Regions from separate parts of the Homo sapiens genome. Here region 1 is linked to region 2. The links are chromatin loops, found by intact Hi-C in ENCODE. Cell type or tissue: PC-3. All regions are shown on one strand. Each heading gives the region's core, and the rest is flanking DNA. Links, peaks and the distances in the headings are about the cores only.

Region 1 (3,302 bases), core at 171-2,670, 320 kb before region 2:
CAGCCCATAGGGGATCTTCTTCTCCCTGTGGAGTAGAAAGTTTCTTGAGACCCCTCAGCCTGAGGCTGCCTCTGCCCACCCTTTGCACTTGGGGATTGCCACTGCCACAGCCACTGTCTCCCACATGGACCGTCCTGGAGAGGGAGCTCCACATTTGAGTTCCTGTTTCATTTGATATGGGTTACAACATTAGTATTGGTGGAAATCCTTTTAAGACCCAGCTGAAACTACGAACATCTTTATTGGACATCAGCATTTAAAGCAGGAATTTTGAGAAATTAGCACATAACTTTCACACCCCTTTCCTGGCCAGTGCCCCAGTAACCTACAAGGCAACCGTTCCCGCCCACGGGGAACCAGAACTGACAATCCCTCTTCAGGAGACACCACAGGTGAGAGCAGGAGCGACCACAGACCTGCACTGCCCCTGCTGTGGGTGCCTCCTGGACAGGGCCCTCTTGCTGCAGGGCAGGGGATGAACCATCCCATCTGCCCAGGCCTGAGGGGCCAACTGACAGTGCAATTAGGTTCAAGGATGAGAAATCACCACCCCCTGCCAGATACACAGAAGTGGGGAAATGGCAGAAAGACTCGGGTTTCCCGGACACTCCAGGCTCTCAGTGTCTCCTGCACTGTCTCTGTCTTTGCAGAAACACAAAACTTGCTGCTTGCTCTTTTCCCCTCCCTTCAAACAACCTGACTGTGCGGGAAATCATCCTGACCATCTCTCACTCCAAACTCATCAGGCAGTGCTTATTCTTTCAAAGGTATTTTGTGACTGTGCAAGCAAATATAAATGTATATGTGTATGTTCTTTCTCCCTTTGCACACAAATTTTAGCAAACTACATATGCTTTTCTGTACCTTGCTGTTTTCCCTTACCATTGTATCACGGAGACCATCCCATGAAGAAATATCAAGAACTACACTATGTCTTTCTTTTTTTTGTTCAAAAATTTCTTGGCAATCCACTGTATAGGCATGCATTTTTTAAAATAGAGATTACCCTTTTTGAATGCAATGCTTTTTAACCAGCTCCCTACTGATAGGCATTTGGATTATTTCTTTCAGAGAACAATTTGACATCATGTAGCATCATATGGGAAGGGTGCAGTGACCCCACTCTTACATGCATATCCTAGGGGAGCTCACATATTCTTGGAACCAGAAAGCAATGTCCCAGCATGTTCATTGCAGCAGTGTCTTTAATAAAGACTATGTAGAGGTCAATGAAGTGGGGAAGAGATAAATTGTAGCATATTCCTCCCATGGAATACTATCTAGCAATGAAAACAAATGAACTATTTGTGTGAACATTGATCCATCTCATAGACCATGTTAACGGAAAAAGCAAGCAAATGCATAACAAAATCAGCAAGAAACAATTTATAAAAAGTCTAAAAGTAAAGCCAGGCAAGGGGGCCTATACCCATAATCCTAGCATCTTGGGAGGCCAAGGTGGGCAGATTGCTTGACCCCAGGCGTTCCAGACAAGTCTGGGAAACATGATAAATCCCTTTCTCTACAAAAAATACAGAAATTAGCCAGGCATGGTGGCGCAAACCTCTAGTCCCAGCTACTCAAGAGGCCTAGAAGGGAGGAATTGCTTAAGCCTGGCAGGTAGAGGCTGAAGTGAGTTGTGTTTGTGCCACTGCATTTCAGTCCAGGTGACAAAGTGAAACCATGTTAAAAACAAACAAACAAACAAACAAACAAAAACAAGAGACTTTTTAAAACTTAGTAAGAATATAGGGGCATACAGCAAATTCAAGACACACATTCACCAACAGTTCTTGCTTTGCTCAGTACAGTATTGACTGAAACACATGCATAACAGAACTGTGGAAAATCAGGGCTATCTACACGTGTTTCTGTTATTTTCTATGTATACTACATACAGCCAATAATATTAAAATGTCACAAATTGACAAACCTGGGTGGCAGCTTCACAAAGATTTCTTATAATTCTCTATTTTTTCTTCTAGCTAGAACTACCTTATAATAAAATTTGTGAAGTGAATCCACAGAAATTGAGCAAAATAAAAAGGAGTCGTTGAGTGTGAGGAAAGCTACAGAGAAGTAAAGACAGGTGGAGACATGACAATACTGAGCATGTTAGTGACCTTCACAGTAACTGACTTCCTGGAGGAGTGTGAGCTTAAGCCAGAATGAAGTGATAGACCGTGAAAGACGGATGAAGGAGTAGGAGCTTCTGGAGGCAAACATGGTATGTGGTTGGCTGGATTGGGATATGTGGAGGGACTCTGAACATTCTGCTTTAGGTCCAGCACTAGAGAAAGAGGACTCATCTTTATTTAGCACCTTCCACAATCTGTAGAGAAATCTGAAACATTGCAAAAGAAGATATATGAATGGCCAGTTCAGGGAAAAATGCAAAGTAAAACCACAGTGAGAAACCACTAAGCAACCATTAGAATGGCTAAAATTAAAATGATTAATAACTATAAATGCTAGCAAGGAAGTGGAACAATCTGTACTCTCCTCCATTGCCTATAAGAATATAAAACATCCATTTTGAAAATCAATTTCATATCATCTAATAAAGTTAAACAAGCTAGTCCTCTACAGCTACCATTTCCACTCCTAGGTATATACTCAAGAGAAATGAAGATTTTGTCGATAATCCCTGCATAAAAATGTTCATAGTTTCTTTATTTATAATAGTAAAAAACAAGAAATAACTGCCAATGTACAAAAATCATGATTCAGTCATACAATGGAATATTATCAGCAATGAAAATGAAAGAACTACTGATACGTGCACCAACATGGATTGATCACATAGGTATTACAACAAGCGCAAAAAGCCAGATACAAGGGAGGCCATATGGGATGAGTAGATTTGTATGAAGTTTTAAAACAGGAAGAACTGTGCTATCCTGACAGCCGTCAGATCAATGGCTGCTGGAGGCATGGAAGCTGAGTTGAAGGGAGAAAAAGGGATCTTTATGTACATTGATAGTGGCAAGAGTAATATGCTGTATTGGTCAAAATTCATTGATAAATTTGATGAAGATCTGATTATTTTGGTATATGTACATTTTATAAGCTTAAAAAGCTTATAATAAAAATTATAAAGTTGCTGATAAAAATAATAATTAAAAATATTAGCAACAAAATCCAACAGTATACCAAAAGAATAATACACCATGATATATCCATATATGGCAAACACACAGCTAACATTATACTGAATAGGGACAAGCTTATAGCCTCTCCTCCAAGATCTGGAAGAAGGCTAAGACTCCCACTTTCATCACTTTTATTCTACACAGCACTAG
Region 2 (3,302 bases), core at 213-2,712:
AATGTTGGCTCTTCCAATTGTGTGACTTGAGTGAGTCTCTTAGCCTCTCTAAACATGGGGACAGCAATAGCACCTCCCTCATAAAGTTATTGCAAAATTATAAGAAACAATCCATAAAAAATGCTTGGCATGATTCCTGATATACAGAAAGAACTCAATAACTGGTGTCTGCTATGGTTATGAATATGTGATCCTGGCTCACATCAGGTCCAGCTGATAACTGAAGGCAGGCCCCTGCTCTCTACCACCTCCTAATCATTGCAGACACAACCCACCCCCACGATAAGGCTGAAACAGGGAAACCAGCACAAATGAACTGACTACAGAAACCCAAATTAGTAAGAAAACATGATGTAAAAGAACAATCTAATGAGTAGGTAATTAAACAGGACAACTCTCTGCAGAAGGAGAGTTTTGAGTTCATATTTTAAGGGAAAAGTGATGTACAGAATCCCTGACAGGAAGGACTTATGGAAACTAAATGTATGTTCTTGTCTTTCTTTTGCAGGATGTCAGAGTCAACCAGAGCAGGTAGGGCCCACTCCCCGGTCCTGCCTCCTTTTACTCAACATCAAGACTGAATGGGAAGGGGCAGGGGCACTTACTGCCACCCACTTTGCCAGGAAAGCAAAGGCACTCTGGCAGACACACTGTCTCATTCAACTGTGCACAAACAGTCCAAACTCACTAAAGATTTGCGTTCTAAAGGTTCATTTTTAAATTGATTGGTTGGTATTGGGGACACATTTTTTCCCCTAGAAGTGAAGTTATAAATAATAATCATGTTTTTAGGTTGATCCAGGAACATTTATTTAATCTATGAAATTATTAGTACTTGAGTCAGTATCTAACACCATTTAAAATGTAATTTAAAGGGGGAATACTTTCTGTAGACTATGATAAGCATGGAAACCAGGAATACCAGCCTGTTCTTTCATTCATTCATTTTTTACACACATCTCTGGTTTCCTTCAGAATTTTCTAATGCTACTGTAAAAGGACAGCCACCAGGAGCCAGTGGCATTGTAAATGCATGGCCCTTTCCTTCCCTGTCTGCTATAAGCATTAGCAGTCTGCACTGAGATGAAGAGAGGTGTAGTGACTAGGGAACAATTGTCACGTGCTTTGTGCCTATTCCCGTGCAGGGAGGATAAACCCAGGGTCCATGAATCAGGAAGTGTCTCCAAACATGCTTTTCAAAGAGCATTAGAGGTTTAGATCTAGAAGGGCTTGGAGGTCTTCCAGTCTGAGGAAGAAACTGAGACCCAGGGGGTGAAGAGTCTTCAAGGTAATGCAGCAAGTGTCTAATGAGGACTGAGCTGGGACCAGAATCAGGAGTTTTTTTCATTGCAATATATATTTTCGTTGATCCTTTTTTTTTCTTCCCTTCTAGCCTCTTTTCCTTTACAAATAGCAGCATACACAAGGGTAGTTTAAGGCTGTTTTCAAATGGTACCCTGTTGCCCTCTAGAGACCAAAAGGGGTAATGATCTCTGTCCCTCAGCCCCTACAGAACCAAACATTCTCCTAAAGGGGCTTACCTCCAATTCTTGAGAAGTGATTATCCTTAGTTCCTCTTAGGTTTAACTGAAATGCCTACTATTTTAGTAACTACACATTTCCAGCAAAAGTAAAGAAATGATACTCAATTTCATTATTCACCACAGACGCCAAGATCATTCTTTAGTCTGATTTTAGCCTCACGTGGTCTCACCCGAACATTTGTTTTTGGAATTTGGACCTAACTGGTTACCAAACCTGTCTGCAGGTGTGAGATGAAGACTTTTGTGAGTCCTGAGGCCATTTCTCCTGACCTTGTCAAGAAGATCCGTGATTTCCACAGGAAAATACTCACCCTCCCAGAGATGATGAGGATGTTCTCAGGTAAAGGGGAAGGCGCCACAGTTTTCCCCAGTCCCATTAGCTGCCCTCCTGTCTTCCACCCATCTCCATCCTTCTCTGCCCTTGAAACCTGGCTCGAGACATCTTCCCTCCCCAGAGCCTTCCCTTAGTGATCTCAATTTATTCAGGGGCACTATTCCCAGAGCATCTCCTCCACTCCCTAAGGACAGGTGCAGGACTGAGAGTCCAGGAGGGTGAGGACCCTTCTCCTCCACTAGACCACAGCAGAAGCCGAGTCTTCTGTCCTCATCTTCACATTGTACTCAAGTCACCTTGCCCCTGGGGGTGCCTATAAGAAGTAATAAGTCACAGATCTCTCTTTCTATTTCTGCTTCCCTCAGAAAACTTGGCGCATCATCTGGAAATAGATTCAGGTAAACAGCTTGGGATTTGGGGAGTCATTCTTCCATTCATCCATTCAATCCATGGCAGCAAACAGAGCAATAAAATGCATGAATTCTGGAGCTTGATTGCTTGAGTTCTCGATTCCAGTTCTTGCTAGCTCTGAGACACTGGGCAAGTTATTAAGCCTCTGTCCCACAATATTTTCTTCATCAGTAAAATGAAAATAAAAGTACTGTACCTGTCCCATAAGTAGCTGTGAGGACAAAATAAATTAATACATGCAAAGAGCTTAGTATATTACCTGACTCATAGTAAGTGCTCAATTAATGTCATCTACTTGTGTAGATATTACTCGTTGAAAAATACTTATCAAGCCCTAGTTTTTTGAGAGCATTGTGCTGGGCTCTCTACTGATTTGAACAAAAAATGTGCAATTTTTTAAAAATCACATTTATTTTTAAATTGGTGCTTAATTTAGAAGTTGTTTCCATAAGCATCACCTCACTCACTCTGGTATAGGTAAGTGCTTTTCAAACTTAATATGCAGAAACGTCTCCTAGGGATCCTGTTAAAATGCAGATTCTGATTTAGTAGGGTGGGATGGGGCCCAATATTCTGCATTTCTAACAAACACCCAGGTGGTGGGGATGCTGCTGGTCCCTCCCGCTGCACTTTGAGAAGCAAATCCTTAACAGCACCACTTGCTGATTAGGTAGAAGGGCGGTTCAGAGAAGTGGCCCAATGGCAGGCTGCCCAAGTCCAGTACTCCTTCTGCCTCCCACGTGCGTTGCCTGCTCTAGGAACATCTGTGGTTGCCGCCCGCTGTTGATGTCTGCGCGCTCCTCCCTCTAGGGGTCATCACTCTGGACCCTCAGACCGCCAGCCGGAGCCTGGTTCTCTCGGAAGACAGGAAGTCAGTGAGGTACACCCGGCAGAAGAAGAGCCTGCCAGACAGCCCCCTGCGCTTCGACGGCCTCCCGGCGGTTCTGGGCTTCCCGGGCTTCTCCTCCGGGCGCCACCGCTGGCAGGTTGACCTGCAGCTGGGCGACGGCGGC

What was found. A loop is a pair of places that touch in the nucleus more often than their neighbours do. Peaks named below come from ENCODE experiments on the same cell type or tissue, not always from the same donor. Only the 100,000 strongest peaks of a DNase experiment are listed, where the experiment ranks them.
Region 1: a loop joins it to region 2, with 5 times the contacts of the local background. A loop is called at or near these places in 21 of 110 quality-filtered maps.

What each region holds. Positions count from the first base shown.
Region 1 is chr6:29,853,313-29,856,614 of GRCh38, forward strand. All of the region lies in intron 1 of LOC105375010 (a long non-coding RNA gene), which reads right to left. It also overlaps the pseudogene MICF. Among named protein-coding and RNA genes, the nearest start is that of HCP5B, 19 kb to the right of the region's middle. In PC-3, for the core only: no CTCF peak of the experiment used is centred there; no DNase peak of the experiment used is centred there.
Region 2 is chr6:30,168,733-30,172,034 of GRCh38, forward strand. It overlaps TRIM15 (tripartite motif containing 15), which reads left to right. Exons shown (of 7, transcript NM_033229.3): 4 at 509-531; 5 at 1,769-1,884; 6 at 2,244-2,276; 7 at 3,100-3,302. Among named protein-coding and RNA genes, the nearest start is that of TRIM15, 6.8 kb to the left of the region's middle. RefSeq lists an enhancer at 3,014-3,302. In PC-3, for the core only: CTCF peaks have their summits at 1,465 (motif pointing left) and 1,671; a DNase peak (open chromatin) is centred at 1,469; H3K27me3 peaks cover 484 bases.